Regions from separate parts of the Homo sapiens genome. Here region 1 is linked to region 2. A link is an interaction called in ENCODE POLR2A ChIA-PET data of the cell type or tissue named here. Cell type or tissue: GM12878. All regions are shown on one strand. Links, peaks and the distances in the headings refer to the core of each region. The heading gives the core; the rest is flanking DNA. Region 1 overlaps TAOK3 (TAO kinase 3). Region 2 overlaps PEBP1 (phosphatidylethanolamine binding protein 1).

Evidence for each region. ChIA-PET counts read pairs that join two places held together with the same protein. Peaks named below come from ENCODE experiments on the same cell type or tissue, not always from the same donor. Only the 100,000 strongest peaks of a DNase experiment are listed, where the experiment ranks them.
Region 1: POLR2A ChIA-PET joins it to region 2 with 5 read pairs; 5 of 35 experiments call an interaction of 5 or more read pairs at or near these places.

What each region holds. Positions count from the first base shown.
Region 1 is chr12:118,223,126-118,227,518 of GRCh38, reverse strand. All of the region lies in intron 9 of TAOK3 (TAO kinase 3), which reads left to right. Among named protein-coding and RNA genes, the nearest start is that of PEBP1, 89 kb to the right of the region's middle. In GM12878, for the core only: no CTCF peak of the experiment used is centred there; no DNase peak of the experiment used is centred there.
Region 2 is chr12:118,143,477-118,147,869 of GRCh38, reverse strand. It overlaps PEBP1 (phosphatidylethanolamine binding protein 1), which reads right to left. Exons shown (of 4, transcript NM_002567.4): 4 at 2,286-3,284. The coding sequence ends at 3,067. Among named protein-coding and RNA genes, the nearest start is that of PEBP1, 9.5 kb to the right of the region's middle. In GM12878, for the core only: no CTCF peak of the experiment used is centred there; a DNase peak (open chromatin) is centred at 2,274; H3K4me3 peaks cover 451 bases; H3K27ac peaks cover 1,904 bases.

The DNA.
Region 1 (4,393 bases), core at 254-4,253, 80 kb before region 2:
TTCATATATAGGATTGTTTTTTGTTTTTTGTAATTTATGTTTTAGGCCATATAAAATTATGCTACTTTTAGAGGTCATAGTACCTTTAGGGTCATAACTGAGGAGTTGCTACAATGGTCTCAGTGTTATAAGTAAAATTTTGGTTTATTCTTATAAAATATTACTTATTTTATATTTTACTTATAACACAGATATTTTATATTTTATATATTTATATTTTATATATAAATTTATATTATAAAATTATAACATAATTTTATATTATATTAAAATATAAAAGTAATATTTTATAAAAATAAACCAAAATTTTCCTTATAACACTGAGACCATCATAGCAACACCTCAGTTACGATCTTTTAAAAGAATGTGCCACTTGTGTTGAATTTTACTGTTAGTGCCTACCCATTTTTTAACTAGTTTTTTCTTACCAAGTTTTTTCTTAACAAGTTTTTTTCTTACCAAAATCTTTCCGAAATTTGACATGGATTCTTCCCTTTCCAATCTTCTTCAATTGTACAAACTACATATACCCTTTTATGATGATTCAAGATCATCATCACATCAGATTTTGTACCGTGTACATGTAAATGACTAAAATGTCAACAGCAGTTGACATTGGACACAAGTACAGACCCCAAGAGATACCTTAGTGCTTCCTCTCTTAAGACAGCCCCTTATATGTGCTTTCTGATTTTACCTTCTTATAAAAATGAATTGAAATATGTATAACTACATGCTCTCTGTATCAGCCTTTGATTGCATTTTATAAAATGATTTACTGAACTAAAGGACAAAGTAGCCTTCTCCCAAATTGTCTAATCCTCTATGACAGCTATTTCTGCAAATTGATAAGTGATAGTGTCAAATTGTGCTAAAGAGCATAGACTCTGCAGTCAGATAAACTTCAGTTCTTATTCTGCCATTTTGTAGTTGTCTGACTTTGGTCAAATTATCTCAAGTCTGTAAATTTTTTTTTTTTTTTTTTTTAGACGGAGTCTCGCTCTGTCACCAGGCTGGAGTGCAGTGGCACGATCTCGGCTCACTGCAACGTCTAGTTCCCGGGTTCAAGCGATTCTCCTGCCTCAGCCTCCCGAATAGCTGGTACTACAGGCGCCTGCCACCACGCCCGGCTAATTTTTTTTTGAGACGGAGTCTCGCTCTGTCGCCCAGGCTGGAGTGCAGTGGCGCAATCTCAGCTCACTGCAAGCTCCGCCTCCCGGGTTCACACCATTCTGCTGCCTCAGCCTCCTGAGTAGCTGGGACTACAGGTGCCCGCCACCACGCCTGGCTAATTTTTTTGTATTTTCAGTAGAGACGGGGTTTCACCATGTTAGCCAGGATGGTCTCGATCTCCTGACCTTGTGATCTGCCCGCCTCGGCCTCCCAAAGTGCTGGGATTACAGGCGTGAGCCACCGCACCCGGCCTAATTTTTGTATTTTTAGTAGAGACGGAGTTTTACCTTGTTGGCCAGGCTAGTCTCAAACTCCTGATCTCAAATGATCCACCCACCTCGGCCTCCCAAAGTGTTGGGATTATAGGCGCAAGCCATCATGCCAGCCCATTTTAACATCTCTTTAACACTAGGAAGCAACATGGTAAAATGCATTGAAAGTTGAAATTGCTGAGAGAGTAAATGATGTTAAATGTTCCTACAACAAAAAAAAATAGTAACTATATGAGGCGATGGACAGATTGTGATTAATCAATGTATATGAACATCAAAACATCACATTGTACACCTTAAATATATACAATTTTGTCAAAAACAAGGAAATAACTTTTTTAAAGTAGGAGGTATTTTATAGGCAACAGCCTCTTATAGTTGGCAGCATTTTTTCTGTTATACATATTATAAAATCGTGGTGAATATTTAACGGTAGTACACCTTACAGTCAATGACATCTCAGACTCAAAGAAATGTGATTGTAGATGGTCAGTAAATATTCACAAAATAAAATTATTACCAAGAACATTTAATTTCTCAGCAATTACTTGAAAATTATTATATCAGTAATGTAATAAGTCATACAAGTATCTCTTTGACAGCTTTATCATACATTTTCATCTCCCTAGCATTAATTTTGCTAATGGACATGTAAAAGAAGGGTATTTTTTTTTTTTTTTACATGCAAGACAAAGGTTAAACTGTTTCAAATATTCCCTAAGCAATGATTTTGCTATTTTCTGTATGTTTGGGGCATAATGAAATTCTAACTGTTAATACCAATAGTATATTTTTAAGTTGTATCTTTTTTTTTTTTTTTTTTTTTTGAGACAGTCTCGCACTTGTCACCCAGGCTAGAGTGCAATGGCGCGATCTTGGCTCACTGCAACCTCCACCCCCTGGACTCAAGTGATTCTCCTGCCTCAGCCTCCCGAGTAGCTGGGATTACAGGCACCCACCACCACTCCCGGCTAATTTTTATATTTTTAGTAGAGACAGAATTTCACCATGTTACCCAGGCTGGTCTCAACCTTCTGATCTCAGGTGATCCACCCACCTCAGCCTCCCAAAGTGCTGGGATTACAGGCATGAGCCACCTTGCCCAGCCCAAGTTGTACTTTTAACATCGAAATTACATGGAAAGTTGTGGATAGTCCTGTTCCCTTTTGTTCTGATATCTCTCTCTTCCATAATAGCTTGTTATCCCCTTTCTTTATGGTGTCTGTCTCTTCTATAATAGTATATATTTTTTTAAAAACACCCTAATCTAGAAGTTGAATTGCTGGGATGGCATCAAAAAGCAGGATGATGATAGTGTTACTGACACTGTCCTTCTTTCCTAAAGATCAAACTTTACAGCTCCTAAGTGTTTAATCCTGTTTTATAAATTATCTTTGGGTAAATTGATCTCCTGTTGAAAGGACTAGTTAAAACTCTTGGAGGTTGAAATTGTCCAGTCACCAGATATTTTATTTTTCAGGATTACATTCAGGAGAAGTTAATCTTGGTTCTCTTCTGTTTAAACTACAGGCATTTAGTTCACCAACAAAGGTTATGGTAGAAACTGGCAAATAGTCTGTCGGCACTGTCAGGGAATGGATTGTGTCCAGAAATAAGTTCTCCAGGAAAGAACAAAACACAAACATAAATGTTATAGATTCTCTGCCTGGAATTTTCTTCTTATACATTAGCCCCTTATAGTTTATCTGTTAATAAATGAATACCATGATCGTTGTTGGGGAGAAGGGGTTATATTTAGTCTTCTAAAGTTTTTCTTTTCATTTTGAAATTCTAGTGCTATCTACCTTAAAATGTACAGAGTTATTGAAGAGATACCATGGCCTAGTAAAAAGAACACAGGCCTTGGAGTCTCATAGGATTGGGTTGAAATTTCAGCGTAAACACTATGTGATTTGGTTTTGTTACTTAGCTGAACCTCAGTTTCTTCAGTTGGGAAACTGGAAAAATAATACCTATCTTGACAAGCTATTTTGAGAATTATGAATAACATATGTAACATGCCTAAGGCAGTGAGTGCCTGGCATATAGTAGGAATTCAGTAAATGGTAGCGATTATTTTGTTATCATTAGTTATTATGGTTTTCAACCATATTTGTTCATAAGAAACCTTATGGGCTGGGCTTGGCCACTCATGCCTGTAATTCCAGCACTATGGGAGGCCAAAGTGGGCAGATCACTTGAGGTCAGGAGTTCTAGAGCAGCCTGGCCAACATGGCAAAACCCTGTCTCTATTAAAAATGCAAAAATTAGGTGTAGTGGCACACACCTGTAGTCCCAGCTACTTGGGAGGCTGATGCATGGGAATTGCTTGAACCCAGGAGGCAGAGGTTGCAGTGAGCCAAGATTGTACCACTGCACTCCAGCCTGGGAGACAAAGAGAGACTCTGTCTCAAAAAAAAAAAAAAAATGCCGGGTGCGGTGGCTCACACCTGTAATCCCAACACTTTGGGAGGCCGAGGTGGGTGAGTCACGAGGTCAGGAGATCGAGACCATCCTGGCTAACATGGTGAAACCCCGTCTCTACTAAAAATACAAAAAATTAGCCAGACGTGGTGCCGGGCGCCTGTAGTCCCAGCTATTCAGGAGGCTGAGGCAGGAGAATGGCGTGAACCCGGGAGGCAGAGATTGCAGCGAGCCAAGATCACGCCATTGTACTCCAGCCTGGGCGACAGAGCGAGACTCTGCCTCAAAAATGGCCAGGCGTGGTGGCTCACGCTTGTAATCCCAGCACTTTGGGAGGCCGAGGCGGGCGGATCACGAGGTTAGGAGATCGAGACCACAGTGAAACCCCGTCTCTACTAAAAATACAAAAAAATTAGCCGGGCGTGGTGGCGGGCACCTGTAGTCCCAGCTACTCGGAGAGGCTGAGGCAGGAGAATGGCGTGAACCTGGGAGGCAGAGCTTGCAGTGAGCCGAGATCACGCCGC
Region 2 (4,393 bases), core at 306-4,305:
CTCCTAACAAACACCTGCTATGGACAGAGTTGTCCTACTCCTCCTAGTACCTGCCTGAGGAGGCAGTAAGGAAGGCAGGGGGACTAGGAAGGCTGAGGCAGGAGAATCGCTTGAACCCAGGAGGCGGAGGCTGCAGTGAGGAAACAGACCTGAGGAAACTGGACTTTTGTACTTTGTTCTTATATGACAATCAGGCCAAGTTTAGTCATTTACATACATTAACTCTTAATCCCAAAAAAGATGATTTTGTCCTCCAACAACGCTGTGAGGTAAATAAGGCAGGCTGACAACCCCCTGCAACCCTGATGTTTTTTCAAATGAGGAAGCTGGAATTTGTGACCCAGTGGGCCCGGTGGTTATCAGCTGGACCTTGAGGCCAGAGTTGAGTTCAGAATGGGGGTCACCCCCTTCCTAGCCGCCCTTGGGGAAGTTCACATCACATACCAGTTGAAGGCATCACCCTTCTTTCTTAGATGACTACTGCCTTCTCATATATATGTATTTTTTTTTCTCTTTAGTTCCGTGTTAGTATTAATATGTTTTTCTTTTTCTATTTTTTTTTTAGATGGAGTGTCGCTCTGTCACCCAGGTTGGAGTGCAGTGGCGTGATGTTGGCTCACTGCATCCTCCACCTCCCAGGTTTAAGCAGTTCTTCTGCCTCCACCTCCCAAGTAGCTGGAATTACTGCAGCCTTGACCTCCTGACCTCAAGTGATCCTCCCACCTCAGCCTCCCTAGTAGCTGGGACTACAGGAACGAGTCCACACATCGGGCTAATTTTTGCATTTTTTTAGAGAGAGAGGGGTTTTGCCATGTTGCCCAGGCTGGTGATCTGCCCCACCTTGGCCTCACAAAGTGCTGGGATTACAGGTGTGAGTCTCCATGCCCAGACTTTACATTTATTTCCAAGGTCAACAGGACAGTTTTTTTTTTTTTCGAGACAGAGTTTCGCTCTTGTCACCCAGGCTTAAGTGCAATGGCGCGATCACAGCTCACTGCAACCTCGCCTCCCAGGCTCAAGCGATTCTCCTGCCTTAGCCTCCCTAGTAGCTGGGATTACAAGCGCCCGCCACCATGTCCAGCTAATTTTTGTATTTTTAGTAGGGATGGTGTTTTACCATGTTGGCCAGGCTGGTCTTGAACTCCTGACCTCAGTTCATCCACCCACCTCGGCCTCTCAAAGTGCTGGGATTACAGGCGTGAGCCACGGCGCCCAGCTGACAGTTGTTTTCTTTGTAACTTGTGTTCAACAAAATCTTATTACGTAAAAAAACGAATTTTAGAACTCTAAAGTAAAAAAAAAAAAAAAAAAAAAAAAACTTCCAGGCTTGGCATGGTGGCTCATGCCTGTAATCCCAGCACTTTGGGAGGCCAAAGTGGTCAGGAGGTCAGGAGTTTGAGAGCCGCCTGGCCAACATGGCAAAACCCCTTTTCTACTAAAAATACAAAATTAGCTGGGCATAGTGGTGCATGCCTGTAATCCCAGCTACTCAGGAGGCTGAGGCAAGAGAATCACTTGAACCCACCCAGGAGGTGGAGGTTGCGGTGAGCCGAGATTATTCCACTGCGTTCCAGCCTGGGTGACAGGGTGAGACTCCATCTCAAAAAAATTAAAAAAAGAAAAAAAGAAAACTTACATCTACCTTATGTGCTTCCAGCAAGGCAACATTTCCAAGTTTTTTCAGAGAAAAAAGTACTGCAGTGAAAGATGGGGAAGGGCTAGTCATTAGCACCTGTCAGGCCTGATTCAGGACCCCCCCCTTTGCATCGCAGAGACCAAATCACAGTGATTTGCACCTTCAAACACCTCCTTTCCTTTCTTTCGGTACATCAGATGGCATGAGACCGTGACCTTCTCACCCTCCTACCCTGCGCACCTCTTTGGTACTGAGCCTCTGTGGATAACACATCAGAACGGGAAGTGCAGGCTACTTCTTAGGCATTGTTACGGTGTCCGCGCCAGACTTCACCAAGGGGGAAGGTTTTCAGCCATCTTCTTTAGAACATCCTTCTTGGGTCAAAAGGACCACTTGAAGCAAAGGTGCTTTTTGGGCAATAAGACTCGGCCTCACATTTTATGATTTTTTTTTTAGAAACCTCAAATCTGAACTGTTTGCTCCTGCTGTGGGTTAATGGCACATGTAGAGGCACAGACCCTCCATATGGCCCCTAGAACAAGTCCCAGCTGTTACTTGCTGGTCACGGAGACGACTCACCCTGAGACTTGACTTCTCACACTTATGAAACCTATACCCAATAGAACAAAACATCCGGGGACTCAGTTCCTTCATTCAGGTTTCTATTTTTATTCAACTACAAGCAAACAGCACAATTAATGCAACATTCAGCAACTCCAGACCAGCTTTTCTTACCCCCATGAAGAACGATCAATTTAAAAAACACAGATCTCAGGTTTCCTCCCAAGCTGTCAGCGAGCGCTGCTACCGGTCTAGATTGCCATGTCCCAACAACAGCAAAGCCACCCTCCCTCCTGCTTCTTCCAGGATTGCTCTTTAAAGGGACCAGAGTGACATACTGATGCCTACTGAGGCATCTGAGATGCACTGTGTTGGAGGTTAGCCTCAATGCCAGCCTCTGGTTGTCTAGGTGAGTGACATCACCATAAAATCACATTGTGTACCATTCTGGACTCAGGATCACAAAGGCAGAGGCAACCAATCTTTTTTTTTTTTTTTTTTTTTAAACCTCCCTTAAAGATTCTTTGATGCTTTGCTCTATCACTGTAGACCTGGTCTTTTTCCCCCCAGTTTTTTCTTTTTTACATTCTGGGTTGCTATTTTCAGATTAATAATTTGATGACCCCATCACAGTACCAAAATACCCCCCAAAATGAAGTTCAAATTTGATCAAAACATAAATCAGAGTGAGTGAGTAAAATTATAAAGGCCAGGCAGCAGGAAAAGTCACCCTCAACTACCATCTGACTGGTCAGGTCTCACCCATGCCAAGGGGGGCAGGAAGAGGAGAAATCTATTATACATGCAACACTGAACTGGGGAACATGGCTTGGGGCCTCCAGGACAGTTCAGGTCCCCAAGCTAACCCCCTACTTCCCAGACAGCTGCTCGTACAGTTTGGGCACATAGTCATCCCACTCGGCCTGGTAACACGTGCCAGCCACCGGGGCCCTGAGCTCATACTTTTTACGGAAGGACGCCACCTTGAATTTGCCACGGTGGTCTCCAGATCGGTTGCTGAGGATGGGCTCGTCACACTTTAGCGGCCTGTCCTGCTCGTAAACCAGCCAGACATAGCGGTGGAGGCCTGTGGGGAGAGGCAGAGGGAAGATGTACACACAGCCCAGCACTTGAGATGGGGACATCATCCATTTTTATCGAATGTTTCAACATGGAGGCACCCAGACCACACCATTTACAAGGAGGACACCGAGGGTCCAGACAGGTATTTGGTGCAAATTAACATTTAATGGCAATTAACACATTAATGGCAAAAACCGCAATTACTTTTGCATCAACCTAATAGAATGTGTTAGGCCCCTGCTGTAACTGGTGTCAAGCCCAAGCCCTTAGTTCCAGCCTCTCCTGGCCTGTGGGATCTGGCCTCTGCACCCCCTTATCCTCGCCTCCCAACGAGCCTCTGTGCTCTTCATTCATCCCACTTCAGGCTCCCGGACCTTCTCAAGTCACCACCCACCACCCCCCATCAGAACACCCATTTCACTTCTGTCAGGTAGGAGCAACCAATTAAGGACAAAGCAAATCAATGACCCGGGCCCACCATACCACAGTCGAGCCTCTAGGATAAAGGAGAACATTTTCTTTCTACCTCCAAAATTTACTTGCTTAGAAAACTGGAGGACTACTTCGAAGTGACCCAACCTCACTTTAACTAAGCAGCTTTCTACAAGCTTCAATGATGTACTGGATGCAAATAGGTACCATGAGCTCTTATTTTTTTAAAAAGTGGGTTTTTTTTTTTTTTTTGAGACGGAGTCTCACTCTGTTGCCTAGGCGTGGAGTGCAGTGGCATGATCTCGGCTCACTACAACCTCAGCCTCCTGGGTTCAAGCAATTCTCCTGCCTCAGCCTCCTGAGTAGCTAGGATTACAGGTACGTGCCACCACGCCCAGTTATGTTTTGTTTTGTTTTGTTTTTGTATTTTTAGTAGAGACCAGGTTTCACCATGTTGGCAAAACTCCTGACCTCAAGTGATCCACCCATCTCGCCCTCCCAAAGTGCTGGGATTACAGCTGTGAGCCACTGCACCCGGCCAGAAACAAAGTTATTTTTTAAAAAGTTGTTTAAATATTTGCACACCCATGTTCAATGCAGCAGTATTCACAATAGCCAAGAAGCAGAAGCAACCCGACTGTCCACTGATGGATGAAAAGATGATCAGAATGTGGTTTATAC